Regions from separate parts of the Mus musculus genome. Here all the other regions are linked to region 5. The links are chromatin loops, found by intact Hi-C in ENCODE. Cell type or tissue: left cerebral cortex. All regions are shown on one strand. Links, peaks and the distances in the headings refer to the core of each region. The heading gives the core; the rest is flanking DNA. Region 1 holds the start of Mir124-2hg (Mir124-2 host gene (non-protein coding)). Region 2 overlaps Gm30340 (a long non-coding RNA gene). Region 3 overlaps Gm30340 (a long non-coding RNA gene). Region 4 holds the start of Gm30223 (predicted gene, 30223). Region 5 has its middle 75 kb from the start of Gm42184. Region 6 holds the start of Gm30340 (a long non-coding RNA gene).

What was found. A loop is a pair of places that touch in the nucleus more often than their neighbours do. Peaks named below come from ENCODE experiments on the same cell type or tissue, not always from the same donor. Only the 100,000 strongest peaks of a DNase experiment are listed, where the experiment ranks them.
Region 1: it touches region 5 in a loop (9-fold over the local background); 6 of 42 quality-filtered maps call a loop at or near these places.
Region 2: it touches region 5 in a loop (7-fold over the local background); 3 of 42 quality-filtered maps call a loop at or near these places.
Region 3: a loop joins it to region 5, with 4 times the contacts of the local background. A loop is called at or near these places in 6 of 42 quality-filtered maps.
Region 4: a loop joins it to region 5, with 5 times the contacts of the local background. A loop is called at or near these places in 6 of 42 quality-filtered maps.
Region 6: a loop joins it to region 5, with 8 times the contacts of the local background. A loop is called at or near these places in 6 of 42 quality-filtered maps.

The regions. Positions count from the first base shown.
Region 1 is chr3:17,788,390-17,793,753 of GRCm38, forward strand. It overlaps Mir124-2hg (Mir124-2 host gene (non-protein coding)), which reads left to right and starts at 1,532. Exons shown (of 3, transcript NR_033490.1): 1 at 1,532-1,791. In left cerebral cortex, for the core only: no CTCF peak of the experiment used is centred there; DNase peaks (open chromatin) are centred at 662, 1,222, 1,590, 2,011 and 3 more places; H3K4me3 peaks cover 3,857 bases; H3K27ac peaks cover 3,812 bases.
Region 2 is chr3:17,613,931-17,619,294 of GRCm38, forward strand. The region is part of intron 2 of Gm30340 (a long non-coding RNA gene); the gene reads right to left. Among named protein-coding and RNA genes, the nearest start is that of Gm30340, 170 kb to the right of the region's middle. In left cerebral cortex, for the core only: no CTCF peak of the experiment used is centred there; a DNase peak (open chromatin) is centred at 2,967.
Region 3 is chr3:17,316,624-17,321,987 of GRCm38, forward strand. It overlaps Gm30340 (a long non-coding RNA gene), which reads right to left. Exons shown (of 7, transcript XR_880680.2): 7 at 1-5,364. Among named protein-coding and RNA genes, the nearest start is that of Gm24963, 68 kb to the left of the region's middle. In left cerebral cortex, for the core only: a CTCF peak has its summit at 2,762; DNase peaks (open chromatin) are centred at 1,663, 2,019, 2,497 and 2,769; H3K4me3 peaks cover 333 bases; H3K27ac peaks cover 957 bases.
Region 4 is chr3:16,816,892-16,822,255 of GRCm38, forward strand. Gm30223 (predicted gene, 30223) reads left to right here and starts at 203. Exons shown (of 4, transcript NR_153388.1): 1 at 203-253. In left cerebral cortex, for the core only: no CTCF peak of the experiment used is centred there; DNase peaks (open chromatin) are centred at 2,826 and 3,807; H3K4me3 peaks cover 340 bases; H3K27ac peaks cover 1,250 bases.
Region 5 is chr3:16,935,479-16,940,842 of GRCm38, forward strand. No RefSeq gene overlaps it. Among named protein-coding and RNA genes, the nearest start is that of Gm42184, 75 kb to the left of the region's middle. In left cerebral cortex, for the core only: no CTCF peak of the experiment used is centred there; DNase peaks (open chromatin) are centred at 2,217, 3,116, 3,384, 3,751 and 1 more place; H3K4me3 peaks cover 1,233 bases; H3K27ac peaks cover 1,909 bases.
Region 6 is chr3:17,781,473-17,786,836 of GRCm38, forward strand. Gm30340 (a long non-coding RNA gene) reads right to left here and starts at 4,508. Exons shown (of 7, transcript XR_880680.2): 1 at 4,450-4,508; 2 at 3,739-3,938. In left cerebral cortex, for the core only: no CTCF peak of the experiment used is centred there; DNase peaks (open chromatin) are centred at 2,792, 3,821 and 4,290; H3K4me3 peaks cover 2,410 bases; H3K27ac peaks cover 3,659 bases.

The DNA.
Region 1 (5,364 bases), core at 662-4,661, 850 kb after region 5:
CAGAGGTACAGCTCAGTTATAGCCCAGTTCACTTAGCTCTGTGCTCAGGGTGAAACATGGCCTAATTCAAACGCCCAGGGTGACTTAGAGTATCAGAGTGAACATTTACAGTCAGGAAGTGGTGACATGTTTTGTTCCCATTGGGTAGTACTGAAGTTGCACCTCTCCAGTGTTCCAGTGTGGGGGGTTCTTGACTAGAGTTAGAATGAGAAATGGGGGTAGGAGCTGACAGTAGACTTAGCAGCAAATTACTGACAATTCAAAGTTTTTTGTGGTAAGGGATTCTACAATTTCCCAGAAGATGGGAGCACTAGGAAGGAGAAAAACACTCCTAAGTATCTTCCTAGCAGTGGCCTTGGGGGAGGGGGGGGTGGCAGGTGAGTGAGAGAGGAAGGTGGCCTTGCCACCCCACCACCTTCATTGAGGTAGAGCAATGGCTTGGTCTGGATTCTTTCTGAAAGAGAAACTGCAGGAATGCAGAGTTGCTTTTTGCGCCCCAACCTACTTAAAGGAGTGGGAGCCAAACCCCTGCTCCCAACAACAAGCAGCATTTTCCTTATCAGAAGCCCTCTGGGACTCAGCAAGCTTGATAGGCTCTGGCTCTGATGTCCCATAAGGCCCACTCTGTGGCTGGAAGAAACATGATCAAAACCCATGGAACTCAGACTTCACTGACCACAGAGTCCTGCCTGGAAAAGTTGAAAACATTCTCCCGAGCAAGGCCTATTTGTAGAACTCCTCAACCTAGTGTCTGTATAGCAAATTCTGATCCTATTTCATATTAAGAACATACTTACGTTTTTATTTAGTCCAGCAGATTTTCCCAAATGACTTAATTTCTTCCTGAGGCAATTTTAAAAATTCAGAATATTATTGTTTTTTAAAAGGAAAGAAATAGAAAGGCTCTCATTTAGAGCACTGAGGGATGTTATCAGTGTGACCTTGACGTGTAAATGGAGAAGGCATGCTAGGTTTGAGTCCGAACTCTTGTCTTCTTGCGTATCTGAGATGTTCTCGGTCTGGCTAAGAACAGGGACATGAGGAGAGATTTGTTTTTAAAGGTTACCATTAGCGGTTCACTAGCTGAGGTTAGGAATTTTGTATTTTTATATTTCGTGAAATTCATGATTTAATTATACTCCTCAAACAAATTAAGGGCAGGCCTTCTACACAAATTGGAGGCAGCTAAATGCTCTTTTGTGCCTGCAGCTCTCGGATTGTTAAAGAGGCTGCTGATGCATGAGAAGAAGTGCCTGATTTAACTCATTGGGATGCAGGAAGCGACCTGCCCTCTTTTGAAAAAAAAGTGAGAGAGAGAGAGAGAGAGAGAGAGAGAGAGAGAGAGAGAGAACACTAGCTTTAGAAGAGCAAGAGGGTGAGTGACAGAGAGAGGAGAGGAGAGGAGAGGAGAGGAGAGGAGAGGAGAGGAGAGGAGAGGAGAGGAGAGGAGAGGAGAGGAGAGGAGAGGAGAGGAGAGGAGAGGAGAAATACAGGGGCAGGGGGTGTGTGCCAAACTCCTTCTTTGCTGAGTAGAAAGCTTCTGAATTTCAAGCAGAAAGTGGAAGGAGCTCCACAGAGCAATATCTTGGGCTGCGTGTGCAGAGCGTAGACAATGAAAATCTCCGCCCCCTCCCCCATGCTCTCAAGTCTTCAAGATTTTTTTCTTTCCTTCACAACGATGGAAGCTATGTAAAAATCAAATACACAGAGATGTATATACTTTTTTTTTTTTAAAGCACAGACTAACAAACCGAAGGACCTGACCATGGATTATTCAAGGACTCACCTGCTGTAAGTACTGTCTGTCTTTTCCTGGGTTTTTAAGCTCTGCTTCGCGCGGTGAACTGAGTGTTCCTATTGTGAGCAGAGTTGCTGCCTGTGTCTGTATGTTTTTATTTGTAGGGGCTTCCTGCATTGTTTTTGTTTTGTTTTGTTTTTCTGTACCTAAGCTGCAGCATTTTACCTAGGCTAGTAATAGAGTCCTGTTATTATGCTGTGGATTGTAGCAGTGGGCTGGGGGCAGGGGAGGCGCACAGATCAGGGTTTCCCGCGCTTTGAGCATCCTTAAGAGTTGCTGCCAGCTTAACATCCTCGCTGAAAGATTGGTTCCTGTCGCTCAAAGGGTAGGACTACGGAGCTACCGGACGAGCTCTGGGGACAGGATGGAGTCAAAAGGAGAGATCTTAGACTGGGAGATGATGGGCCTCCATCCCCACAACAACACACCTAGTTTAGAGCCCTCTGCTGCCCACCGCTAACACCCGTTGTCTTGGGAGGATTAACACGGCCCTGAGCGCTGCTTCTGGAACCGAGCCTTTCCTGCGTTTTTGTTTTGTTTTGTTTTGTTTTTAACTTAAACCTTAAAGCTGGGATCTTCTAGACATCAGGGCTAAGTGAGGATGCCTCTGTGTGTGTGTGTGTGTGTGTGTGTGTGTGTGTGTGTGTGTGTGTGTGTGTGTGTGTGTGACCAAACAATATAAATTGCCATTCGCGGAAGATATTTTCTAGCCTCTTGAAAATATGCAAGAATTCTGCGGCCCATGCTTCCTTTGTGTAGCAGGCAGCGCCAAGCGCTTTGTGCTTCGCAAGTAGAAAATGGCGAGTCCTATTGTGTTTAGGCCATTTTCTTCCGGTACAAGGATTTCCCAAGTTTTCAATACTTTGAGGGGCAGGAGCAAGAATCAGCCCTCTTATACCCAGAAAAGCAAAAGCGGAAGCGGCTATGGCTGGGCCCCTTGGCCCGGTGGGTATGGACCTTGCTTTGAAACCAAGGGTCTGTTTCCCTGCTGTCCAGATATTTGAATAGAAACAATTTGTACTGGTCGGTGCCCTTTAAAGATTTGTAGTTCTAGAGGGCATTAGATCATAAGTGTGTGGTTATACACATACATGAAAATAATACCTCTCCTCTGATAACCTGCAGAAAATGAAAACAAAACAAAACAAAACAAAAAACCACCAATCATTTGGGGGTGGGGTAGTGTATTGTGTTTTTTCCTTTCTCCAGTCATCCCTGGGAGAATCACAGGACAAGATTATTTTTACTCTACTGTGTCAGTCTTTAGATTTTTTTAAACCTAAGATGAAATGCTATTGGTATTGGGGCAAAGAACTACTGAGTAAGAAGCCTTAGTCACTTCATCATCATGCTGTCCTCACTGCCATAGAAAGTGCTGGGGTTAGTAGGGGGATTCTTCAGAATTGGCTCATTGTAGATGTGAGATAGCTATCTACACTGCCCACAGCTGTATGAAGATACAATAGAGACAGGACGATCTCCCAGAGGAGTATTGTTCCGTTCTTTCTCTCTTTTTCCTTGGAGTATCAATTTTATAAATTTTCTTGGTCTAGCTAAGCCATATTCAAAAGTAAACAAAGATGACTCTACAAGACTAAAGAGCTCTGTGTTACTTTTCTTAGCCAGAGGGGAGAGGGTGAGACAAAGTGGGCAGATGAAAATTTTATATCCTATTTATTAAAGATCTTTGTATAGGTGCATTGAGCGATCGTTTGTCAGTTCAGAAATAATGAAATGTAGCCCTCTCCCCATTTGATTCTGGTACTTCATTTGGTGAGAAATACAGAAAAAAAATGAAAACAGCTGAATGAAGAAGAAATGGGGCTCACATACTATTCTCCTCCTTTTATATAATCTTAAAAAGTTAAGAAGTCAAATTAATGAAGAAACACATTGACTTAAAATTTTCCAAAGCACTGGAGCTTGTTCCTTCATATGGATCAAAACCATGGACAGCGAACTAGTTATTAAGCAAACCGACTCCAGCAAAATTGTGTGTGAAATTTTACCTTCATAGCATCTGTTGGAGGCAACGAAAATTTTATTTTATAACAATTTGGAATAAATCTTGAATTTAAAACTAAAATTTGAATTTAAGGGATACTGTATGCATTCTACCACGTTTTAAGGAAATGATAATTCATATCTTCAACATCTGTCCTTTCTCATGGATGTGACTTTTTAAAAATCAAACTAAAGGTCATTTCTACCTTATGTCACTAGTAAATTACAGTTTTAAATACATTCATTTTGGTATGGGATGTTTGTTATAGGACATACAGCTGAATAAAGAAAGAGAAATTTTATATTTTGTCTGGGATTAGCTGAATGACACTAGAGCAAATTAAATAGATTTTTATCAGTGACTAGGTTTCTAAATGCATAGAATTGGAAAAATTAAATGCCACTTTGATAGACAGGGATAATATGAATAGAGATATGACTCCCATACCCCCATTTATTTCTGGACAGACACTATAGTGCATAACTAACTGTGCAGTGACTGGTTAGACGGACACTCACCCTAACCCCCAGGAAAACAACAGACTTTCACATACATATTGATCCAGGTTAGGGCACAGGTTTGGTTCACTGTGGCTCTGTGTCAAATAACTATATTGCTTTTTGCATGAGTTTCATTACCTTAACCTTTTCAGAAGTGAAATTCATCACAATTATTTCTCTTGTGGATTATATAACTGCTCCCTTAAATTTTCACTTTCAACCCTGTGACTTCTGACTTATTTTGTAACCAGTCTTCTTTGTGACCTGTAAAGGCCTGGAAGATCGTATAAATCATTAACAACACACAGGTTAGAAAAATTAAAAAAAAACAATTTACATTTAAATTTGAAATAAAATTCAAGTGACGTTGAGATTTGTAAGGCAATGAATTCCGGATCTTTAGCCATCGTGCTTGTCCAGAGAATGAAACTGCAATTCTTTGAATGTCCTTGTTTCTTAGCATAGATGATAGATATGTTTTTGACACCCGCATTTTAAAAATTTAAATATTTAAAAAGCATTTGAGAAGGATATTAAATGGAATTTGGTGGTATTCTGATCATTTCATAATGGGCTCTTGTGGTTCTTGTAATGGTGGCCCAGGGCTCTGGTAGAAAGCAGAGACAGTTTGGGAGTCATTGTTTAGGAAGGTGCTCCAGCCTGTCTTCATTCATAAGAATAAGCATAAAAAATTTAGACCTTGGCCTGGGGAAAGGACAATGGTGGGGACGAAAGATGCAGATATGCCTTAACCATAAAATGAAGAGGTGGTCGCTCATCTGGAGCTTAGCTCTGTCCATGGTGAGGTGTTGGCTGTGCGTGCCAGATTTTAGATGAGGATTGAGAAAGTAGTACTGTCTCTATTTTAGGAGACAGAAGCCAAGTGTGGTGACTTTGACTTGTGTTGAGCCAGCCTGGACCTTGACTGGGGGCTGTGCAGAAGGCAAGAGAGACTGAGGAGCTCTGTCTTAGGTAGTTGTATTGGGGCCAGTGTGGTGCGTGCAGGAGAGTGTAAGCAAGGGCAAGGAGGGTGCCCTTTGCTTTGCCCAGGCGCAGCTCTT
Region 2 (5,364 bases), core at 557-4,556, 680 kb after region 5:
AGTACAGGGGAACGCCAGGGCCAAAAAGGGGGAGTGGGTGGGTAGGGGAGTGGGGGTGGGTGGGTATGGGGGACCTTTGGTATAACATTGGAAATGTAAATGAGCTAAATACCTAATAAAAAATGGAAAAAAAAAAGATTTGATCACTGTTTATTGTTGTCTGGAGATGGTTGATTAACTGGGTCTTCTCTTACATTTTGCTTTTGCGAGAATAAGAACTTAAGGTTTTTAAAGTAATAAAGGATTCCCTATCACTACTGGTGATAATGATGATAATGATAATCAATGCTCCAGACAGAGATACCTAGGCCAGCTAACACCAGAGATAACCAGACAGCAAGAGGCAAACACAAGAACATAATCAACAGAAGCCAATATATCTTAGCACCATTAGAACCCAGCTCTCGCACCATTGAAAGCTGTGGATACCCTAACATACCCAAAACACACAATGCTGACATAAAATCCCATCTCAGGAAGATAAAGGAGACCTTGAAGGAGGATATCATTTTTATTTTTTTTTTTTTGTGATTTTGATTTGTTTTTGTTTTTTTAAATGTGAATTTTTATTAGATATTTTTTCATTGACATTTCAAATGCTATCCCCTTTCCTAGTTTCCTCTCTAAAAGTCCCCTATACCCTTGTCCCTCCCTGCCCCCCAACCCACCCACTCCCACTTCCTGGCCCTGGCATTCCCCTGTACTAGAGCATATAATCTTTGCAAGACCAAGGCAGGTAAAACCCTGTAAAGAGGAAACAAGTAAACCTCTTAAAGAAATACAGGAAAACACAATCAAACAGGTGAAGGAACTGAAGATAATAGTCCAAGACCTAAAAATTGAAGAAGAAACAATAATAATTAAAAAAAAGACAAATGGAGGCAACATTGGAAGTGGAAAACCTAGGAAAGAGGTCAGGAACTATAGATGCAAGAATCACTAACAAAATACAAGAGATAGAAGAGAGAATCTCAGGTGTAGAAGATTCCATAGAAGATATTGACACAATGGTCAAAGAAAATACAAAGCATAGAAAGTTCCTAACCCAAAATATCTAGGAAATCAAGGACACAATAAAAGACCAAACCTAAGAATAATAGGAATAGACAGGAGGGAAGATTCCCAGTTCAAAGGATCAAAAATATCTTCAATAAAATCATAGAAAACGTACCAACCTAAAGAAACCAATGGCCATAAATGTCCAAGAAACCTACATAACACCAAATAGATTGGACCAGAAAAGAAAATCCTCCAGTCACATAATAATCAAAACCTAAATGCATGGGACAAAGAACAAATATTAAAAGCTGCAAGGGGAAAAGACCACGTAGCATATAAAGGCAGACCTATCAGACTTATATCAGACCCAGAAGAGCATGCATGGTATGCACTAATAAGTAGATATTTCCCAAAATGTACAGAATATCTAGGATACAACCCACAGACTGCAAAAAGTCTAACAAGCAGGAAGGCCCAAGTAAGGATGCTTCAGTCCCATTTAGAAGGGGAAAAGAAAATAATCACAGGAAACAGAGGGAGGGAGGGACATGAGTGGGCAAGGGAATGTGGGAAGGGGAAAGGGGGAACAGTATCAGATATGAGAAGGAGTCCGGAGAGAAGCTCAAAAGGCCAACAGAATGATTGGAAATATGTCACCTGGAGGATGGAGGGGGAAAGCATCTGAGACCTGAGAGTGAGAGACTCTCACAACTCAATGGGGAGTGATGATAGCTGAAAAGTCCAACACTGGGGAGAGGGAACTCAAAGAGTCTAGTAGATAGACAAGGTCTCAAGGGGCAGGGCGGGGGTGTGAATGGGGTAAATCGCAGTCAAAATTTCTGACCCAGAGTTGTGCCTGTCTAAAAGAACTGTAGTGACAAAAATGGAGAAGAGACTGAAGGAAAGACAGTCTAGAGACAAGCCCAAATTGGAATTCATCTCATGGGAAGACACCCAGGACTGACACTATTACTGAAGCTATGATGTGCTTGTAGACAGGAACCTAGCATGGCTGTCCTCTGAAAGGTCCTCCCAGCAGCTGACTGAAAGACAGATACTTAAACCCAACCAGTGACCCCCATGATTGAATTAGGGAAGAATTGAAGAAGCTGAAGAGGAGAGCAACTTCATAGGAAGACCAACAGTCTCAGCTAACCCTAGGAGCACCCCCAAACTGAGCCACCAACTAGGCAGCATACAGAGGCTGTTTTGAGCCCCCCAGCACATATATAAAGCACATATAAGAAGACTGCCTGGTCTGGCCTCAGTAGGAGAAGGCTTCCAACTTCAGGGTTAGCCTACCTCATGTACAAAATAAAGCACTACTAAGGGAAAAACTAAAGAGATGATTAAAAAAAAGTAATAGAGCCTGTTCATCATTTGAGCTTCTATGTGCAAGGCAAGTGTTCCTCGTGTGCCCACTGTTGTTTGTTTCTCTGTGTCCAAATCATTATCTCCTTGCAGACACCTGAACAGTTCATGTCCTCTTAACTGGAACAGTGTTGTCAAGAGTAACCTCGAAATCCTTCATTGCAAAGAAGGTCATTATACAGTGGATAGAAACCTTAAGACAAAAAAAAAAAATCCTATATCAACTGGTGATATAATCCCCAAGGGGAAACAGACTTTAGTTGAACAATCAGAAACCTGGCTTGCTTTATGGTGTTTACACTGCTGCTTGCTAATGGATCACCATAAAGGAAGCAAAAGAGCTCTTACACTATTGAGTAGGCTATCATGGGAGTCTTCTGAGTGTGCCTTTTTTATTTGCTGCAGTCAGGTTAATGAGCTCACCAGCCCACTTGATGTTGAGGACTTTGTAACAAAGCAATCTCTCATTAAATGCTGCCTGGCACCACTCTCTTGAAGCAAAGGGACATTCAGATTATTGAATGCCTTTGTACTCCTCATTCCTACCAGGCTATGGAGTCCAGCAGTGGCATCAGTCCCACACACTTCCTGGCAGGCATCCAGTCATCTGCCTGCCCTCTTCAAACTGCATGGGCATTTGCCAATCTAAGCAGCACTGGTAGGCAAACAAGCATGGCACACGACTCTTCTGGCTGAGAGCCAAGTGTGCAGCTGAACAATCTAATTTGTTTCTACTGAAGAGGGAAACATTCTTTCCTATTCTTCCCTATTTGGTTGAATTTACATGTAAAAGTTTGTTATGGTATAAAGCAATGTGCACTTATCTACAATTCCTTTCTGCTTTTACACCTCTTTCCTCTCAACAGTACAGGTCATGATTTTGTCTGTGGCTTTTTTAAAGTTCCTCCTGGCTGACAGTTTCTTCAATGAAATGACCCCTGAGTGTTATCAGCTAGCTAGCAGGTGTGTCTCTATTCAGAATCTTGCAGACAGAAGTGCATCTTGGGTAAAGAGCAATCTATGTACAATCCAGTTTTTTTCCAACATTACCCATGATTTGTTGTCCTGAAACAAAAATTTAACAAATTTTCTTCCAAGTTTAATGGTTTTACCCCATGACATGCTGACCTAAATTAAGATCAAACAAATCACATAATTAATTTTAAATGCATTTAATTTTATTTCAATAAATCTTTGTGCCTGATTATTAATCTATTTTCCAAACCATTAGATACCTAGTTTAAATGAAATATGACAGTAAATAAAGTGATACTCAAAAATACATGTATTTTTAACCCTAGGCCCAAATGAACAAGTAGGGATAAAGCTAAAACTACAGCCATACATTTTTATTCTGTTCAGTTTTTCAAATAGAACCTATAGAATTTTTTTTCTGGCTATTTTAGAATGGTTCTTCACAGTAAATTAAGCTATGATTATCTTGAGAAGCTGGATTATTTTTGCAGATTTTCACATACTCAAAGAGAACAGTGACTATCAAAACAATTAAAAGTGTCTACTCCTTTCCTTAAATTTCTTAAAATGGGCTATGGGATGCAAATTACAAACTCCTCTATAAATAAGATGGTAAACTGAATAGAGAAAATTTAGATGTAACAGTGAAATTAAATATACTGCAAATAGCTATAAGAAAAAACAAATAATCACAAAACTAGCAGACTTTTCTCAGATACGCTTTAAATATCACAATAAAGAAGATAATTACATAAAATGCTAGCTACATTCATTTGAGCTGCCACACTATATCAAGTTTCCATTTGTTTCAAAGATATGCACTTTATGAAATAATAGCTTTGTGGAATGGAGACTTAAAACCCTTTCTGTAGATGGTTTATGGTGCTTATTTTATTATTTACAAGTACATATTTACACTTTGCTTAAATAATGTCAATTCAAATCCTTCTAAAATTTTTGACATCAAATCTAATGGTTATTCAATGTTTACATATTTAATGTCTCTATATTTTTAAAAAGTACTTTTATTTCTATTCATGCTACTATACACTAATGTCAGATTCTATGTAGCATCTATTAATGTTGTAAAGAAATTATTATTTAAAAATCAATATATTATTTGCTATAATCTTTTTGAAAAAGAGAAATTACATGCATATTTTATTCTATTTTATTTGATTAATCATTTTTATAAACAAGTAAATTTCAATAAAATTGCATTGCCAACTTTAACCTTTCCTATCAAAGAGGATGAACCAGCAAATGGAAAAGGAAACACTGGAAAGGTAGTTAGGAGTTAGGAGTACACGGAGTGAGCTTTTCTACTACTACATGTGTGTTCTTTGTTTTTCTTAAGAATGTTTCACACTGATGAAACTTCATTCTACATTCCAGGTTTACACACATTCACATTTTAGTTCAGGTTGTATATTTAAAGTCTTTGGAGCAATGCAATCATTTGCTCATCTAACTTGATTGAGCTACTTAGCTGTTTTTGTAAATTTTGGAGAGCCTATTTTAATGGGTTTCAAGAAGGTCTTTGTGGCCTATTTGAAGAAGTAATATTCTATTCTTAAAACACAGTGTAACTTCTTTCAATCTCAGTGGTGCAAAAATCATAGGAAATTTAGAAATGCCCCCAAACACAAAAGATTGCATTATTATTTGGTGTAATATGAATAGTTTGAAATTTCAGAGTACTTGTAAATAATTTGATTCGTTCCAAAGTACAGCTGAAGTTCTCTTAGAGAAAATAGCATAGAGAAATATTACAAAATGGCTGATTACATGTGAAATATGATTAAAGAAAATGTACATGTATCCTATCTTCTTGTCTGTTTTAAAGTATTAATTTCTGTTACTGTTTAGTTCACCTTTAAACCCTTATTATTATTTGATCATATTATCTCATGATACATTATTATTTGCTAATATGTTTTCTAAAATAATGATTTAGATGACCTCAGAGAATTTATTTTATGTGGACATGCATGATTATATGTGAGGGCATAGCCTCCT
Region 3 (5,364 bases), core at 903-4,902, 380 kb after region 5:
TGAGCCACCATGTGGTTGCTGGGATTTGAACTCAGGACCTTTGGAAGATCAGTCAGTGCTCTTACCTGCTGTGCCATCTCTCCAGCCCCAAGTCTAAGGATTTTAACCTCAATTCTTTTAATTGCAAGTATTATTATAACTGCATCTTTATAGTTTATTGTTACAAATGAAATTTTTCATGTGTAAAATACATGCATCCTAATATTGACAGATATGGAAAATTACTTTAGATAATTTACATTGGCTCACAACACTTCAATGGTGGCCATTTCCATAGGTGAAAATTATTTTAAACAGAAGAAGTTGATATAGCTGTTTAATGGGATAAAAGACTCATAAGTAGAAATATCTGACCACTGAGCCAGTCCCGTTTCCTGTTAGCCTAATCATGGGAGTTCTGTGTTTTGTATCAAGCAACATAAAGAGCAACATAGTTGTAGACAATGAAGTATGAGGGACAGAAATTATGAAAAAAAAATACAGGTGTAAAAGGTAAATCGCCAACGCAGAGAGAAACAAGTAAAGATAAACAGAGAAGGCATCGCTCACCCAATAAACCTCTGATGTAAAATTCTTAATGTAGGTGTTCTTGGTAGAGTAAGCCGCAGGTCTAAGCCTGACCTAAGGAGCAGCAACACTTGGCATCCCTTTCATTTGTAAACATTTATAATAGACCTGAGTGAAAACACAGCTGCCTTTCCCCTGGCTTAGCCCTTCGTCCTCACCTTTCTTCTCTCACATCTTCTTTTTTCTCTTTCTTTTTTATATGTACTTATTTTTGATCATTTTGTCAAAACTTATAACAGTCTTGGAAACTGCCAGAAAAATCCTCTTTTTATTATTAAAAAAAAATAGAAAAAAATCTCTTTTCCAATAAAGAGAGAAGAGTACCCAATTCAACATTATAGTATTTACAGACTCATAAACCACAGTACCACCCAAGATGTTAACAAGCTGGCATGTTTTGAGCATCAAAGATAGAGAGGAAACTGTGTTTACATGTTTGGCACAAAAACTAATGAGGCAAGTCAATTGGCCCTTTGTCTTGAGGGTCTGGAGTGCCCAGTTCTAATGTTTGGTTTCTTCATTGGCACTTGTTCAAGTAATCACTTGTGGCCTGACAAAGACTTGCTTGTGTTCCATTAGTGGCCAAGCTGAACTCTCTGCTTGGGCTGTGTTGTCTCTCAATAGAGAACAGTAACAGAGGGCACACTTATTTGAAAACACTAAATCAGACCATGGTGATCTTTCTCCACCAAAGTAATACAGAGAACAACAAGAAATGTTCAGTCTTGCTCCTTTTGTGTGGGGCAGTGCCATGGGAAGGTGGGTCCAATGCCTTTGGAAATGGGAGGTCTCCAAGAGCTCTTTTCCCTTCTAATATGATTGCTATATTAACATTAGACCAACATAATGCACCCCATGGTTCAAGCAATGGGGAGGTGGATTGAGTCCACAATGGCAAGCACCATCCAGGCGATGAGCCTAGAGGTTCTAAGAGATGCTGATAGTGTCTGTGTAAATATAGCCTGTTAGAAAGGGAAAGCTCCTAAAGTGGGTCAAAGTAAGACACACTGTAACTTCTTCTTCCTGCTGTTGTGCCTTTCTTCTATTCTGTCTCTTATTAGATTATTTTTTCTGATTCCATTTAGAGGAAAAAATGATTTGGGCCGTCGTGGCATTTTTATCTGAACAACCGAACAGGTGAGTATCCAAATATTTGACTGCTAGTTTCAAAGTTCTGAACTAGAAATGAGGACTCCAAAATCTTGTACACATCTTTTAAGTGACAGTTTTGGCAGTTTTACCTACAGATCCAGTAAAAATAAAACTTAGGACAGTTTGTTCTTAAACTATTTCTGGTACCAGTTCTGTGGAGAATGTACTAAACTATACATAATTAAATTTATTTTATTTTTTTAGTGACTGAAATTTTACATGTTCAAAATGAGATTTTGGGGTAGGTTAAGATATGTTCTTGCCTTTGCCAAATTCTTGAAGTTCTCTCTGGCTGCCTGCCTCGAATCAGATCTTTTTATGAAGGGTGTAAGTGCATTCTATGTGCTTGGTGCCTTGGAGTACATCTACACTATGAAAACGGGGGAATACTAAGTAAGACTTCTTACTCAGGAAGTCACAGGATGCAAAGTTAAAATTGCAGAATATATAGAAATTATTTGACTAAAGTGTTTATTTGACTTAACATGTCCAATATTCGGTATTTTCTTTTTTAGCTAATTACTACTCAAAAGTTTCATTTTTAGAATGAAGACGATGCTGACTTCAGGAAGGTTTCATTTTGAACTGCCTTTGTCCCTGCAGAAAGGAAAGCATTAATTTTGCATATGCTTAAGGCAATTCCACATTCCATTCCTGTTGTTAATATTTACTTTGTGTAATGACCAGAATGTGCCGCCAGCACAAACAACCTAGTGATGACGGGAGAATAAGTAAACAAGTAGACACTTTCTTAAAAAGCTATTCCATAAAGCAAAAAGACTCCTCTAAAGGCACGAGGTCTTTGACAAGGGACGTCTTACAGGCAGTTGGTACACAGTGGCCTTGTTGCTTTAACAAGGTAGTGTGCTTAAATACAATTTTCTTGTCTTTATAGGCCCCTGTATTTTAGACCTTGAGATCTGGGGAGGTGTGAAAAGAGATACTCTTCAGCCTTCCGCCCCTGCTTCCTTCCCTCTCCTAGAGGGTGGCAGCGATCCCCCAAACGTGCATCCAGTGTGGGTCCTTCTTGTAGCCTCCTGCTGCAGATAGTCAGGCATTGCAGCTGACACCCAGAGCCTAGATCATTGGCATGCAAGGAGCAAATGGGGGAGGGGTGCGAAGGAACTGTGGCCAGCCGCTATTTCTCAGCAGAGGAGCTGTCCACAGCCTAAGGTGTCAGAATGGATGTGCATCTGCAGCAGAAAAGCGGGTTGCCTCCATCAGCACCGCGATTTTACACAAAGATCTCGCCCCTCCTCCCACCTTCCACCTGCAAAGGAGGTTTCACTCAAAACCAAAGGGGAAGTTAAGAACTCATCGCCATTATGGTCTCCTATGAAGATATTTTTTCATACTGTAAAATGTACTTCCTGCCTACAAGCCATTTGCATTTTTAATTCACAAAAGTCATATTTGAAGTGAAACAAATTAATAAATCGATTTGTCATATACAGTGATATTAATAAGTCTAATGTACATATATTAGTACATTATCAATATATCCTAATATGAACATGTTCTAATTGCATATGTATTACATTGTATCATCTATTTATATGGATCACAGTATAACTTATATGAACTCAAAAGCTTATTGTGTAAATATATTCTGCGTTACAATTAACTCAGTCGCTAGATAGACCTCATGCACTCAATATTTTCAGATCACAGAATAAGAGGATTCATTTACCAAACAAGAAGGGAAGATTAAGGCAAACCAAATAGAAAAATAGTATGAATGTCTGTGTGATTCCATATTGTACTTTGGCAAAACCGTTTTATGATAAGCTTTAAGCGTCTCCCACCCCAGGGATGAGAAAACTTAAGCTTGAAACAATAGCTAAATGCAGGCAGCATGAACAGTGAGCTACTTGTCAGTCCCTAACAATGGACAAAACTGCAAGAGAGCCTAGAGGAAATTGTCGGGAAGGAAGGGAGATGAAGAATCTGAGGTAATTTCTATCTGGAGGTGGGATAGTTGCAGAAAATTGTTCAGATCCCGAAATTAAAATTGTGTAGTATTAAGTACGAAGTCTGAGTGTCACTAGGAATGCTGATACCTATCAAAGAAAGGGAAAGAAAAAATTCTTATTGTGGAATGTATTTCCACAACTGACAAAGAATAATTAAACAACTGCTTTTATACTAGATGTTTATCAAGTTTATAACAAAATTGAACCAAATGTCACTGGTGTTTTGTTCTGACAAACAAGACAGTGTATACAGAAGAGGGAGGCACTGACTTCATAGTAACAGTTTTAAAACCTATTTCTTTGAGAACCCTTGTTCTCTTGGTTCTCCATCAATTTAAAGACATTGGTTAAGTAAATGAACAAAATGTTAAATGCAAGCTAAACAAAGACTGCAGAAATCAATAACATGGTTTGATAGATAAGTTATGCACATTAATTTGAAAATATATTTTTTAAGCATTTAATGATAGCCAATGAATTTTATTCAAAGCATAGTAGAACACTGAATAGTATCTATTACATATTTTGCAAAAAAGGCTCAAGTAGAGAATTACAATACATCTAACTGATGGAATGGAATATCACTATTAAATAAGTAGGATATATTGTGCTATTGATATTGGCATTCTGTGCCAACATCAAATCTATTTCATCACCAAAACATATATTTTTAAAAACTTAATGGAGATGACACTATAAAATAATCATGTATGTTTTAAACTAGCTTCAAAAATAAATTATGTTTTTCATGAAAAGTTAGAAATTACAATATGTACCCAATAACTAAATTTGACATATTTATGAAGTGTCAGATTTATCAATAGAAACTTCAGAAATAATACCAGCAATTTTCATTAAAACTTAAACTCTATGATAACAAATAATAATGCAATCTACTGTTTAAAATCTTTAAATCATAAAGGTATTCACTATTTCTTTTTGACATGATCTGCCTAAAATAATCAGTATTATTTTACTGTGATACACAAACACTAGTAGTAAATTCCTTTCCACTCTGTATATTCATTAGAAGGGATTCCTATTTCTATTGCAAACTACTATATTTCTCCAGTTAAAGTTTTTATTTTTTATAGGACAGAAAGCTACTTTATGTGTTTATTATACACTTAACATTTAGCAATTGAGTTGAGACTAATGCTCCTGGTGCAGTGACTATCACCATTTATTTCTGTGCCCTTTTTTTTTTTTTTTTTTTTTGTCAGATACATAGTTAGATTGCATGATTAGGCATGCAGCAGAAGGTGTATTCCACAAATGGTTAAGGACTTCTGCTCTGATATTATAAACAGACAAGTGTAGTCACCCTATTAATCTATAAAAATATGAAATCACAAATATTTCTAAAGCTGCTCAAAGTCCTTCCTAAGGGCTTATTTGCAGCCCTCAGAAAGTAAAAGTACTGCTTTAATGTGATTGAATCTTTTTCTTAATTTTAGAATCACTGTTTTAATACAGGTCTTCATGACCTGATACTGTCATCTCTACATGGCACAAATGTTTGACCTTCAGAATTATTCATGACTATGGTAGTCTTGTGTTTTAAGTAGTCTTTGAAGTCTTTGACTAGATTCAGTATTTACAAGGGTTCTCTCTGCATGAACTGGATCACACTGCCTCCATAGCATATCCTTAAACCAAAGCAAAATAAACT
Region 4 (5,364 bases), core at 798-4,797, 120 kb before region 5:
AAAACAAAACAAAACAAAATCCCAATAGCATTCCAAGCATGCTCTTTGCTGAAATAAAGGCAATACAATGCAATCTGAAGTCCTTCCAACAGAGGGCTGTATGTGCTTGATTTAGACGAAGAAGGGGCATTAAAAAAAAAAAAAAGATTTGGATTTAGGTTGCTATAGTAAATTCTGTATTACACTTAAAAATAGAACTGATAAAAATGGAGTCAGTGGAGTTGAACGGGGAAGAAGCATCCTAAGATGAAATGTAAGATCCATTCTTACAAGACAGAATTTTATGTCTTAGAATTGATGTTCTTTTTAAAAGACAAAATGTATTTTAGCATCTATAAATAAGAAAGTAGGCAAATTGGAGATAATCTGTGCTTTAAAGTACTATTAATATTACCCCAATTGGATATATTTTTTAAAAAGAGAGGGAGCGATTGTATGTATTCTCTTGCAGAGGCTTTCTATCTCTGCCATTGGAGAATAGCTGATTGTTGTTATAAACAAATGTATTATGTATATAAAATGAAGCTAAATATTTAATATGCAGAATATATGTTTGTATGCATGCACAATGCAAAACCGTTTCTAAGATATTTTACAAAGAGAAATGATAGTGTTTTAAAAGGTGGGGCACAGAAGCACTAGAATAAGCTAAAATGAATTGTATACTTCTTTGTGCTAGGCCAGGTTTGTAATTCTATTTCAGATTGCAGAGGCTTACAATATATCTATTGTAGTAAAACAAGAAATAAACAAAACCCATAAATTATCTCTAGAATCTAGCGAGATCTTTGTCTTTCAATTTTAAGAAATGCTTTATTTTATTGGATTTCTTTTGTGGGCTTTGAAATGTTTATGACCTTCTGTAAGCAGAAAGCTCTTTCAAATTTTAACCCTCTTCTTACATGTAGTTAAAAATTCTTGTTTCATTTAATGCAGAGCTAATTTAGTGACATTACTAGTATTCTACTGAAATAAATCATTTTGCTATTTGACAATATTTCCTAAGTTATATTTCCCTAAAATTCTAAACTAATCCCTTTAAAATAAATTCTAGATACTATTTTGAACAAAGGCCTCATTATAAATGCTTCTATTTCTGCAAATGCATTTCTTTATGAGTCTTTTTTAATGCAATGGAGATTGACAAAGTACAGTTATGGTAAAGCACTAGTAGCTAGAATATAATAATACATAATAATCCTATATTTATATCTTTTGTGTTTATAATTCCTGTTAAAAACACAAATACTTATTACTTATATAATAATTTTGATCTTTTACATTTTTCACTATATAATTATACATAAATTTGCTAATAAATACTAATAAGTGATATGTGTTTATTAAAGCACAAGTCCCTACTATAATCTGTTATGAAGCAAATAAAATTGTGTTTGGTTACCTACAGTACTGCTTTCATTCCTGTTGTTTTATTAATTGGTTCTTTGATAAAGCAGAAATATTGCATTGTATAAATTGTTGCAGCCTGGATATTCTCATGAAATCTGAACAACCATTTCTTCATTTCCATTTGCCTTTTGCCTTTTGCAGTAACTGAGGAGGGGAGATGTCTGTTACTACCCAAAGAATATCCAACAGAAAATATGTGCATGAATAAGAAATATTTTTAAAATATTTTTGAGGTACTTTTATTAAAATGAAATATTTTTTGAGGGGAACACAGATTTTGAATTTCTTAATTAAGGTTCAATAGCTGCAAACATCTTCAGCTTCAAGAGACTGCTATTTTTCTGTTGTTAATTTTCACATGTATTTGTGAAATCTCTAAGTGAAAAGTCTTCCAGAACACTCTCCTCTTTTTATGTTGTATTACTTTACTTGGCTTATATTTTACGCACTAATATTAAGATTAAAGACAAAGCACTGTACCTTTAAGTCATAACCCAAGAGTACAAAGAGAAAGACACTCATGGTGCTGATCTACCCAGCATCTTCCTAAAACAATTGCCCCCATTTTATTTGTCATAGAATCCAGGCAATAACTAATGTTTTGCTTATTATTTTTACTCAGAAAAGATTGCATTCATAACCATATAAAATGCTGAATAAGAATAATGTGGTTTTGTCCTGAACTCAATTTTGATTAAAGGTGAGAACAACTAAGTTGCAAGTATACTCATATATAATTCCAGCTACATGTATTTACAGGTAACTATTTTAAAAGCTATTTAAAATATTTTAAATGATATTCGGTATCATATTTATACCAAGATATAAATCAGAATTATTTGCATCTGTAAATATTCCTTTTATGGCTAAACAAAAAGCAAAACACTTATATTTTTCGAAAAGGGCACACAATGCTAATGGTTTGCTCTGCGCACCTGCCAGCTTGGTTTGCAGTTTAAGCCACCCTGGAAATTCTCATTTCTTTGTGCAATATTTTATTCTGTGCTTTTCTTCAGGGCAGATTGGTTCTGCCTGCACTTTATTTCTGAACCCATGTTCATTCAAAATGGACTGCCAGACATAAATGCTCTATCTAGTGTTGCCACTGCTGCTGCAGGGGCTGCTGACTAACAGCACCCCTCCCCCAACCAGCTCCTGACCCATTCTCCTGCCCTATCCTTTGTTGACAATGGTAGTCCATTGTCAACAAAGAGTGTACAATTGTGGAATACTCAGCAGCAATTTTGGTAATGTTTTGCTTTGAATATTTTGAAAGTATTTTTGAAGTCTATAAATAGATGTGCCCCAAGCTTTTCCTTTTTCTTGATTTTAATATTTGGAGATGAGCTCTCATCCCACAGGGCAGCCTCGGGGACTGCAGTGGCTGGAATGCTTTCAGAGAACAAATGTGGCTCTGTGGCTCTCTTTTCATAATAATATCAACATCATATAGATTTAATAACAGGGTGATAGAGGACATTTTGATGATGGGGCAAATTCTCTGATCTGCCAAGGAAAGCATCTGATTCTCTCATGTACCAATTAATTATTGAAGCAACTGGAAATAATAGGCTACTCTGCTTGCTTCTTTCCTGCAAAGGAATGGAGTTGGTGTGGTGGTGGTGGTTTGTGTGTGTGTGTGTGTGTGTGTGTGTGTGTGTGTGTGTGTTTGCACAAGCATACATGTGAGCACTTGTCTGTGTTCAATAAGGAATCTTGGGCAGAAATTTCTTCACTGTGTTCTTAAAGATTATAGGGACGTTATCTGTACACGTCTGGTATGACAATAGTATTTCTAAGGAATAGGAATGCAATCTTTCTTTTTCTTTTTCCTTTTTTGAATTATTTTTTCATCCACACCCTTGATGGACCTCATTGTGAATTATTGTGTTTTATTTTAATGTCTACTTCTCATTTACTAGCACCTTTTTTGTTTTGTTTTGTTTTACAGCCCACTCTCTAAGGCAGGCACTAGATCAGTTGAGAAGAAAATCTTGTTTTGCTTTATGCCTCAATATGCATCATCCTCCTGCATACATAGATTGCCTTGGTATAATCTGGTTACTTTACAAAACTATTCCATGATATTCAGACTTGAGTCATCTTTCGCCCTAGAGTCTGTGGTTCTATAAACTTTTTAGATAGAGGGAGGTTGGATTCTTGGATTATTGTAAATTTGTTGCTTTCTATTGTGACAATAGTGTTTATATGCTTGACACCCTCATAATAATATTAAGCTCAATTTTTTAGTGTGATGTACTTTATACATTTGTATAAATGTCACAGCCTGTAATCACTTTCTTTGTCATCGACGATTAATCTAAAAAAATCGAATAATTCACTGCCCCTTGCCATTTACATATCGTCTGCTGCCATCTGCTCTTCTCAGCAGCAGTAAATGATGGGTAATTAACTCAGTGCCTTTGTCTTTCCCTTGCTGAATGTCTGACACATATAGATTTTCCTCTCTGTGCGGATGTGTGTGTATATGTGCATGTAAGAGGAAGAGGGAAGTGGTAAAGAATAAAGTGCAAGGGAGAATGAATGATACTTCACGGATGCATGCCAGCATGATATCATTGAAGGAGAGAAAGGCAAAGCAAGGTTCAGAGGAGTGGCCAAACTTCATGACCTCACATTTTAACCAAACCAAGATGAAGAAACACTACTGGAACTATGACTTTCTTGCACAATTGAGAGATTTTTCTAAAACCTTGAAAGCCAAGGTAATAATGGAAAGCCAAGGAAAGACTACAAAATCCTTTTGTTAATCAAGATGCGAAAAAAGATCATGCAAATGTGATGAAGTATACAATAACCACCACTAGCTTAAATACTCTACTTGACTTCTACACTGGGGGTAAATCTGTGTTGGAGAAATGATGCATAAGATAAATCTCAGATGGACTTGATGCTTGACCTATCTCTAAAAGCACAAAGTGTCAAGGAAAACCTAGAAGGACTCAGGAGACTCAAATTGTGTTGAAAAGCTGCTTTGAAAAGAAAATGAGATTTCTTCCCTGGATTTCTACAGATTTCCACTAAATAGATTAATTATTTCTTTCAGACGTCTCCCTTCACACAGGAGATATAATATTATTGGGACAATTCTTACTTGAAACACCTATCTTTCATTTTGCAATAATTTTCTGAATTGTGGCTGAGTTTGATAACACTAAAATTTGAAAATACTAAAAACTAGAAAGGGAAAATTAAGGGAAACTTATAATTTAGCTTTGTTTTAATCCAAAGTAAAGTTAGAATATACCCTGAGTTCCAGAGTATGACCAGAATCTCTTCTACATAAAATTCTTAAGGCTTCTTCTGACTAATGTTGATATACATGTACTATCTCTAACTTAAGCAAACTAAAGTTTGCTCATTTCATTTTTTCCATTCACACACACACACACACACATACACACAAAGAAAATATATTTCATTCACTCAGTAAATCTAAGAAATAATCTATAATGATGTAAATCATGACCTAATACCTAACCATTCACACTGGCAAGGTCTTTAGTAGTTTTGCCATTTGGTGTGCTCACAATCCCCAAATTGCTAGCAGATATAGACCTATCAGTACAGAATACAGGCAAATTCCAGGAACTTAACTTCCATATGCACACAATATTTTCCCATGCAGTCCAACCCCAGTATCTCAAATTTCCTATCTTCTGAGTGGTTATAAGAGTGTACTTGCATTTTTCTGTCATGAAAGTAATGAACGAATACCTGAAAACATTGATAGTTCTGCTTAATTTCAGTCTTTTTAATAACTCTTGCTTCATTTGTTCTATCATCATATGAGTTCTCCAGGTTAAATTATGTGTCCATAATCATAAAACAACTGGGCTTCCACAGAAGGTCATTCAGTGGGTAGATTATATTGTTCTCCATTAGTTTGAAATGTCTTATGGAGATGAGTGAATACAGGTATTAAGTGATGAA
Region 5 (5,364 bases), core at 559-4,558:
GCTTGGGAGGCATCATAGGTGCTGCTTTTTGATACTTCTGGGTCTCTCTCTCTCTCTCTCTCTCTCTCTCTCTCTCTCTCTCTCTCTCTCTTTCTCTCTCTCTCTCTCTCAGAAGCTCTGTTTGCTTTGTCATTTTTGCTTGGCAATCATCCATGGTTTTCTCCTAAGCAAAGGAGTAAAATCGCAACCGCCCATTGCTCACATGAGCTATAATAGCTCTTTGCCCTTTCAGTTTTCAACCTTATTTTTAGATCATGGTCTCAAAAGCTAGCTCTTTAAAGTCTGCTTTCCTACTCATTTTATTTCCAATTTTTAAACCACTTGAATGCATTCTTTGGTCCCTATTCTCTCTCTCTCTCTCTCTCTCACACACACACACACACACACACACTTTCAAATCCCAGATTAAATCTGAGTCATCACCAATTTCCTCTTTCTTATTTGTAAAAGGGCCCCTCATTCCAGGTCTCATGTGTTCTTGGGACTCTCTCAGGCTCTCTCCTTATAAATTTTCCTTTCGTTGTGCTGTTTATCACACATGGTTTTTCAAATTGTGCTTTTCACTGCCATCTCCTCTTTTACTTGTATGTTTCCACCTACCATGCACACACATTCACTGGCTTCCATACACACTAGATTCAGTGCCCACAGAACATCTAAACCCTCTGTAGGCTATTTGTCTTTCTTAACATTCTATTGTATTTTTTTCTCTTTTCATTTTTGTAACCCTCCCATTTCTTTCTTCTTTATTTGTTCGACTACCTGCTGTACATTATCAACAATACCAGTGTCAGAAATCAGGTTGGTGTTTTAGCACCCATACCTCATTTCCAATGAAAGCCCTGTCATTGACTTTGTGTCTATCCCCTGATTATTTGGATCCACACTTCACTCTTTCTCTGGTCACAACTTAATTCTTGTTTCTGTCACAAGTCCTCACTTTCCTCTCCCCTGGAATAAACTGCTCACTTGCATGCAGTAAGCAATAATCTTTAAGGGCTTCTTGGACAATGCCTTTCTTTGCTTTCTATATCTGACACATGGCTTCCAGGTAATTCTTCCCTAAGCACAGGCTGCACTTAGAAATGCACTCACTTACTTGCTATTAACAACAGAATGACTCTGACACTCTAGAGATCAGTCCGTGTCCCCTGCTCCCCTCCATTTTATCTAACCACATAAACCATGCATTTCAAACAATCACATTAAAGAGATTTCGAGATAGTCTGCATCCTACTTTGTGAGGTAAACCTTGCTTAAAGGCACCTTTCAAATTCCTAGTATCCTCTTTTTTAAAAAATTTTAAAGATTTATTTATTTATTATGTGTAAGTACACTGTATCTGTCTTCAGACACCCTGGAATAAGGCAACAGATCTCATTATGGATGGTTGTGAACCACCATGTGGTTGCTGGGATTTGAACTCAGGACCTTTGTACACTCTTAACCACTGAGCCATCTTTCTAGCCCTCAAGTTACTAGTATACTTAACCATGACTGACTACCCCTCTTACTCTTTGGCAGAAATACTGTTTTATTTGTTCATTTATTTTCTGATTTACCCTTCTACTTAATGCTACATGTACCTGCACCTGGTGCTCTCCTGCGAGGTGACCCACTCAGCCTGGGGCTTGCCAACCGAGACTAGGAGTATCCAGGCCACCAACCCACCTTCTCAGTGAGCCCTTTCTCTGCCATAGAGAATTACAAGTGGTTAGTGTTTCCTTCTACGTTCCCTTTCAATACAAATGAGCAAACAAAACAACAAATAGAACCAAGTAATTTAAACTTTCTCTAGTTGACTAGATCTTTTCCTCAACGCAAAGTTTTACTAATAAATATGAATCCTAAAAACATGTCAGTTTGGTGGATAGTGATTGTATATCTTCTGAGTTTTTGTTGCTTGGAGTTGCTTTTATTGCCTTTGTTCTCTGGGATTTTAATGTCCAACCGTGAATGATAAGTCCTCATTTATTGAGTCACCAAAAACACTGAACACATTATGCTGGCTACTGGGGTAGGAGGCAACATATAATTAATTCATGGACCAAACTCTACTCTTTTTCTAGGAAATAAATAGCATCCCAGGAACTGATACCTTTTTTGCCTAGATGGCTTACTTTCTATGCTTTTTTCTTTTTAGCCTAATTACCCTGTGACATGGTATCTGAACCTCATCCAGTCCCCCAGAATTCACGAACTTTAGGGTGATCTTTAGGTATCCTTGACGTGTTCGCACCAAGTAGTGCTTGCTTGCTGAAGCAATGGTGGCATTGCCATCCTTAGGCTGCTTAGTCAAATGCATATGATCCTGGCCCATGCAGTTCTTTGAATCATCCAGAAAGACTGCTGTATTTTCTCCACATGTGTATTTTGTTAGTTCCTGACTTTATGTGTTTTTTTTTTAGTTCAAAATGTACAGAATAGGCTCTATTGATGTTTAAAATGTCTAGTGGTTTCAGTGGAATAATAATCTCAAGAATAAAATATACTCAAGATTAAAATAGGATATTTATTATTAAACATTGCTCTTTATGAGTAAGTAAAAATACACATCTATAGCTGCATTATTCTGCATAACCAATGTCTAGTTTGGAGCAGGAGACTAATTTTAATATAAATTAAGAAAAAAATTAATTCTAGGCTGTATATATACATATGATATGTGTGTGCTGATGAATGGAGTTTTTAAAGTGTCTGATACAGTTTACTCCTAATCTGCTTTACATTTTGTATTTAGTAGCAAATCTACTTTTCTCTAAAGCCAACAGTAGTACCATAAGAGCCAGGAACAAAAGGCTTTGGTGGTTCTTTCTGTTATTTTGCGTTTGAACTTCCACATGCAAATATCTATCTCTTTTGTCGCTTATACAATTTGATTGATTCCTAATTGACGAGGAGCTGCTATGGATGGTGGTGGTTTGGGCTTGTAATATGAAAAAAAAAATGGTTGTCTAACATGTGCTGTTGGTTTTTTTTTTTTTTTATATGAGCATACATTTAAATTTCTCCAGTCTTTCTCTCCTCCCCCCTCCGCACAAAGCAAAATACATTCAGCTTTGAGCTGAAGGGAATGCTGGTTGAAGCCACATCTCCTGGTTCACCGAGGCATTAGCATTTCCAGGCATTGTCTCGGTGGCCTCCTTCTGCAGCTTTATATAATAAAACAAGCCACATCAAATGGGCTAGGCTGTAATATTAGGCAAAATGTAATTTCAGTTTGGTTATCATATAGTGTTCATTTCCCTAAGGGAGGGGAAAAATTAAATTTGTAACCTTAAGATTCCAGCTGCAGCACTGGAGAGTGGGAGCGGCGTCCTCGGCGCTTACCATTCACTTTATGAATTAGCCTGAGTTTACTTGTTTCTATCGGGTGTCGACATATTTCTGAATACTATTAGCATAGCAATCAGGGCTGTTCTCAGGTTATTGAATGGTGTGTTGACTTCCGAAATAAATAGATATGCAGTGTGAAGGGCGAGCTGTCACTTTAGGAGAGCTTTCCTGATCTAAATTAAAAGGCACTTCTAATTGAAAACTGTAATAGCAGGAGGGTTAGGGGGACAACGAACTGCTCAGTCCTGTTCAATTTTCTCATATTCTGGCGGTGAATGTAAGAGAAAAAGTAAAATGAAAATATTAAATTACAAATTGCAATTTAAGTACAATATTAAATTATACCTAAATAGCCATATTGCTGGGAAGCAATTTTGGATGCCTGATTTAAAGACTTTGCGCCCACACTGCGCTTTCTCTATTATACTCTAATCTCTCTGTTTTATCACATAACATATAGTTCCATGTTTATACCAGCAAGTGTGTCTTTCTCTCTGAAAGAAGGCATCAGTCTCCGAAGATTTTTCATTGTACACTCTGTGATCGCTCATTCCATGTTCATTTTTGTGTGTCTTTTGTCAATACCCGAGCAAATATATAAGGAGAGGGAATCTCAAACTCAGGACAATCTCCTTAAATCTGTAGTGATTTTTCATTAGCTGTCCAACTGAAGTATTTTCAGAAATTAACAACAGTAAATCACTTATGAATTTTACTAGTAGATGGAATTATTAGCTATTTCAGCTACATAAAGAGCTACCAGCTGTCTGAGTCTATATATTTTGGTCCTTTAAGGGTTAACAATTGAGGCCTGTCTATAGCTCATTTCTATAGTAACAGCAAGACTGAGACTTTTTATGGGCACCTAATAATTAGAAAGTGCTAGAAGGTATAACAATATAATGAATCAAAACTGATAGACTTGTGGGTTTCCATAGCAACATGTATAATTATGATAATCGGTCCCTGGCGAACCCTCCGAATCGTATACATTCAGTTAAATGCAATAAACATTAGGCACTATTTAGTGAGCTGTGATGCAGATTGACAGTGTGAGATACAGGCAGGCTATGAATAAAATCGCTGTACAGTTTATCTCAAACTAATTTCCCCGATTGCTTTAATAGATGTTGTATGTGATTGTGAAAAATTGAAAGTGTATTTTTGTTAGTGGTAAAGCTAACAAAGATAATATTTCATAAAATGGCTGACTGTTAATTTCGATGAACATCAAAATGGGATGTGGAATATTATTCAGTGTGAGACCCCAGAGTCCTCAGAGCAAATGGCAGATCAGGCCTTCCTTTGCTGATTCACTTTAAAGGTAAATTATAAATTGTCTCATGGTTGTCCAGTTTATGTTTTAACCTTTTCTCTTCCCTTGCTCCACCTTCCATTTTTTTCAAGAAATTTTTAAGTGTGATGGGGGAGAGGACTAGTTAGTGCACATTTGTTTCCCTTACTTATGATCTTAAAATGGCAATAATTCATTTCTGTTCTTTTGCTCAATTAGCTTTAAATATTTCTATATGTTTTCAGTTTCTGTATTTAAATGAACTGGACCTTCATACTAGCAAAGGTGTGGGAAACTGCCAGAATTCCCTGCACTGTAGGGCACAAAATGACATGTGTACTCTTTGTGTGTGTGTGTGTGTGTGTGTGTGTGTGTGTGTGTGTGTGTGTGAGCTTTGTGAGACAAGCAGGGTTATACCCTGTTAAATATCATGATCATGATGATCATCACGATCATCTATTTCCTTCCTTCCTTCCTTCCTTCCTTCCTTCCTTCCTTCCTTCCTTCCTTCTTTCCTTCCTTCCTTTCTTTCTTTTATTATTATTTTTTAAGCAGGAGAATTAACACTCTAGTTAGAAAGATACTAGACTGTTCTCCGGAGGAATAATGTGGCCGAGATAAGATGATGTGAGGGGGGAGGAACTGTATGAGACTATGTTACTTGAAAATGGCAGAAGAGGGGAGGAAAAGAAGTTTCTAAGCTATGTGTTTGTATGTTTGTGTTGTGTGTGATT
Region 6 (5,364 bases), core at 584-4,583, 850 kb after region 5:
TACCTTTGCCATCAGATACCAAACAAATTAATTTTATCAGAACCTAATTTTCAAGGGATCTCTCAGTACTTAGTAAAAAGCAGAATGATAGAGGAAGAAAAGCTTAGAAATGAGGTTCCTTATTGGCACAAAACGATTATTTTGATAATACTAACAACGCCACCAAAGCCCTATTTGGTTCCTAGATGCTAGTGCCTAATACCCCACTTTCACACCTTGTGTATTAAATGCAGCCCCTAAAGAAATCAAACACGTTGATGACTATAAAAGTTTAAGAACATCAGTCTACATTCTAAACCACAAAACCCAAGGACTAAATGAATACCACCAGCATAGTTTGGTTTTTTAGGGTGTTTTCAAATACATTCTTTAACCAAAAGATCAGTTTGAAACATGTAATCACTGATTAATGAATCTGTCTGTGGTGCAGAAACACTGTTAAGCCAAAGAGATAATGAAGAGTATAAGAAAGAAGGAGGCAATACAAGAGAAGTCAGAGAAGTAAATACAAAATGGTGAAGTGTTAAATCATATACTTTTTATTTTATAGAAAGTTTTAACACTTGACTTTGATCTTCTTAAAAAGCAACCATTATTAAAAGGAATACTAAATTCTTATCTTTAACAATATGACAAACACAAGTAAACCACTAGAATGTAAAGCAGTTTAAGCATATACAAGTATATCTTTAGATAACTTGGTAAAAATTCTCTAGAATAATTTTCCTTGTCATAAATGATTGAATAAGCACATAGTTTTCTGGTTGAGAAACTGATATCAAAGTCAAAAATGGTTTTCACAATATATTAGACAAAATGTAATTAGTTGAGAAAATACTATGCTAAGAAAAAGGAACATAGTTTTAGAGAAATGTTTCAGTCTGAATGTCTACTTTCCTTTATTCCAATAAGAATGAGGTATTATATCCTACCGTACACAGAAGCATATCACAGATGTTTAAGTGCACATCATATAAACCTAATGAAATTTCTCTTAAAAATAACTATTAGTATACTCATAAAGTATTTAGATTGAAGAATCAAATAAACATATATCATGTGGGCCTCTGCTCTCTTAAATATAACTTTGAATCTCTAGTGAGCTCGAAGCTTATGAATAAATAAATAACAGGCTGAGCATCTCCACAGAAGTCTTAAGTGTACACTGCTAACCAGAATTCTTTAACAACTGAGAAAAACAAAGGGGAGAAACTAAAATCTATCTTAGCTTCTTTTTACCTCCTCCCTATCATAAAAAACACAATTGATTTACTTTTAGATAAAATAAGCACAAAGGCAACATTTTGGTGGAGTTTACAGTTTGCTTAATGATAACCTATTGGTTCTAGTTTGTCAGATCATGTTGATATAAATTTAAATTGAATGTGACAAAGTAGGTTCAAGATGAAAATAAGAAAAAAATGGATTATATACAACTGCCTTGAAGGAAAATCAAAGAAAACCTGAAATATAATTCCAAATAAACTGACCAGACTGAATATGACTTTTTAAAAGGCCATCTCATGCCATCTTGCCATTTTTTTACAGGTTTAAAAATATTCAACTCTATGAAGACATTTGTTTACCTTTGTAGTTGAAATACATTTAAATATCATTGGTACAAAAAGAAAACAATCCATATGGCTTTTTAAAAGACAGATATATATTTCATGGTAAGTAGATGACTTAGATACTCACAAAGTAATTTTTACCTTGCTTTCTCACATCTCTTTTAGAGTTCAACCAGATATATTTTATTTTAAAGACTAAACTATGTGTATGTACTAGCCCAGAATTAATGTTCCTGGAAATAATATTAATGATATCATAAAGATACACCAAATTTAATAAATATTGCCTTCGTGGTGAATATTAACAAATAACATTTTTTCTGTTTTAAACATTTGCTGAATCTATATATGTATTATATCTTTGTACTTTGACAAATGTAGAAGATAATCTAATTTCCATACAAATTCACTGGTATATTTAACAGACTGTCATTACAATACCATTTACTTAATTTCTCTGTTTTTTTTATGAAGATGAAAGAGGAAGAATGAAGGAAAGAATGGGAAGGTATTAAAATCTGTAAGTATGTGTTAAAATGGTATACTATGTAATGATACACATACACATGCAATGCTTTATATGCTCAGATTAAAACTTTCTTTATTTGCTTATTCAATGAAACTCACAAGAAAATATGTGAAAGATCAGCTGCATTTAGTACCTCCTGTCTACAAATAGAAATATCTACACAAATGCAAAACACATTGCTCTGCGAAAATTAGGATGTCAAACCAATTGCCAAAAGTTAAAAATATAACCAAAAAAGCCATGTCCTACATACTAGTGTTTATAATGATTGTATTCTACATCCAAAATATTATTTTTCTGAATCAGACTAGATTTCCTCTGTGTGTGTGTGTGTGTGTGTGAGTGTGTGTGTGTGTGTGTGTGTGTGTGTGTGTGTGTGTGTGTGAAACAGTCTTGATTATATTTCAGGTGGCACATTACTGTGTATTGAACAGTTGCCTACTGCTTCTCTGAATAATCCTATTTGCTCATTTTGAGAAAAATTTCTAAAAGAATTATTCATTGTTCTTATCTGTGCATAAATTTTACAAACCATTCTCCACATTTGGAAAAAATAATCTTGAAAGTATATCTACCTACCGAGAGGAAAGACCACTGAACTTCCTCCTGCCTACTACATGTGAGAGCTTGTCAGCATTCAACTCCAAGGCCTTTATTTAATACCAGCCTTTAAATAATTCAGATAACAGTTGATTACTCCATTGCAAGAACTGTCGAGCTCTGCAAAATCTGAATCACACAATATTTCGTACATAAGAGATGCAATCTTGACTTGTAGGCATCTAAGTAAAATGCACTTCTTGAGACCAAACCACACAAACTATTTTAACATTTCTATATATAAAATCTGGCAAATTCCAATTTGCTTTACTACCAAGTAATTTTGCATGCTTGCTTTCATTACTAAGACATCTCATTCTACAGCTTAATTTGGTCAGTTTACAATCCCTCATACAAATATTTTCTGGATTTAAAACCTTTCTTGAATCATAACAAGTGAAATGGGTGTTCAATATTCCAAAAGTACACATGAATGAAAATTTAAACTTAAAAGAATACTTTCATATTCATCTCTATTTCTTTAGTAAATAATTGGTTAATGTCGGTTAACAACCAAGATTCAATATCTCTCGCCTCTATTCACTTGTAAACACCAGCCTTTACAAAAGAGCTTTGCTCATTTGACTAAATTACAACCTGAGAAATGTGAAACAGTTAATAAGAAAGGGAAAGAAGGAATGAAGGAGAAAAAAAAGAATTACTGGCTTACAATTTCCAGTCAGAAAGTGGGGAAATTTTGCCATCAAAAAACTGTCTAGGTGAGTTCTGAGTCGATTATATTAATACATAAAGCTGATGTAGCAGAATAAGTGACAGACAAACAACCAAGTTACAAGCATAAAATAAGATCTATTTAAAAAAAAAAAACTCTGAGTAAAGAAAGCTCTGGTAGTATTGACCATTTAGAACCATTTCTATCCCTAAAACTATTTATCGCTTTCTTTCACTTCAAGAACAGTTCTCTTTACTGTACCAAGCAAGTTCAGTCTTCTATATGGATCATGAAACATCATGAAGTATAAAATCTACAGACTGCGTTCAGTATCAGCAATAAGCACATTTGACGATTGCTCATACCATTTGGAAGCCAGTGCTCACATGACGAACTGGCCTGACACCTCATCCATCAGCAGGGTGCCCTCAGCAGAGTGGACAGTCTTCCGTGCACCATCTCGAGTGGAGGCCCAGCTGGGAAACAGCCTTCTTTTCCGATAGCAATTAGATCTTTAAGATCAGACCTTAGCAATTTGACCTAAAGCCATCCTTCCTTGCAAAGTCTTCGGAAGAAAAGACAAGGAAATAGGCAAATGAGAAATGCAAGTCTCTCTGGCCTGATTAAAAACTTTGTTGTGTCAAATAAACTTTGGCCACCGGAGGAAAGAACCCTATGGTTGCTCTGGTTTGAGAAAGATCTGTCCCAGGGCTCTCAATCTTCTCTTCACCTCTCCCACTCTCCCTCTCTGTCTCCTCTCTTGTTTCAAAGGGGGCCTCTGGTCAGCGCTGATTAATAAGTGTTTTTTGTTGTGAAGTGTTGAATAATAGAGGATGGCCGGTGACCCAGTAAAGACTGAACCTTGCTCGGGTTTATTGTGGCAAGCTGAGAAAGGGGCTTTAGGCCCAGGACCGCAAGCACTGACCCGCACACATCCCGTGGATCGCCTATTCATTCTCACAGCCCTGCAGTCGCCCAGGCTCCCATTGTTTGCCAAGTAACAATGGAGGTTTCGCAAGGAACGCAAAGCTCTTTTCAAACCCTCTCTGATGTTTTGCATTTAGGGAAACACCAACCTTCACTTTTTTTTCTCTCCGCATTTTCCCTCACCTCAGTTAAAGTGGATGGTTTTCGGGGGTGGGGGGAAACTTGTGTGAGTTTGGCGATTGTTTGCAGAACACCAGCATCTAACGGAGCCTAGACCGATGTGGGTCGGCGGTGGGGGTTAGGAGCCCCAGAGATTCCTCCCCCTTCTTCTTCTTAATGCTTTTAGAGAACGGAAGCTGCCTCTGGGGAGAAGGGGGAGGGGAAGGGAGAAAAAAGCGTTTCCTTGGCGCGGTTGCCCGGCGGGAGCTCTGCGGCCGAGGCCCAGGCCAGGCTTCGGGCCCTGGTCGGCCACCACGAAGTGGCGGGTCGCCTACAGCAGCGGAAGGCACCGGCGAGTGGCTGCCAGGTTTCTTTGGCTCTGCCTGGGCGGCTCGGTGCCCAGCCCTGTTGTCAACTCCTCCGCTCCCCTAGTCCCTCGGGCCCCACAAGCCCTGGCTGGGCGCGCTGCGGGGCAGCGTCAGACTCAGGGTCCTGGGGGAGTCGGGGACTGAGGGCCGACGCCCCGAGGCCGGGACGGCTCCTCCTGAGACTTCCTTCTGCCGTGCTCTTTCGCAGCTGTTGACTTTCTGTCGTGGGACAGGGGACCGGCTGTGGGCATCTGGGCTAAGTGAGGTATTGCGGAGACCGAACCAGGCCTGCTGCGGCCACCGCCTCTCCGGACGCCTGGTGTCCGCGGCCCCGGCCGGGCCACGGGCAAGCACCTGGGCTCGGACCCAGGGTCTACGAGAACGTGGGCGCCTCCCGCGTGGGGTCTTCGGCTTCTCCCAAACGCTCCCCGCCTCCCTGCACGTGCAAACGTGGCGGGACAGCTGGTGAGGCTGGGCGCGGAGGCCTCAGGGGTTTGGGCAGTTAGCAGCGGCCGGTGGCCCACACTGTGGACGGTC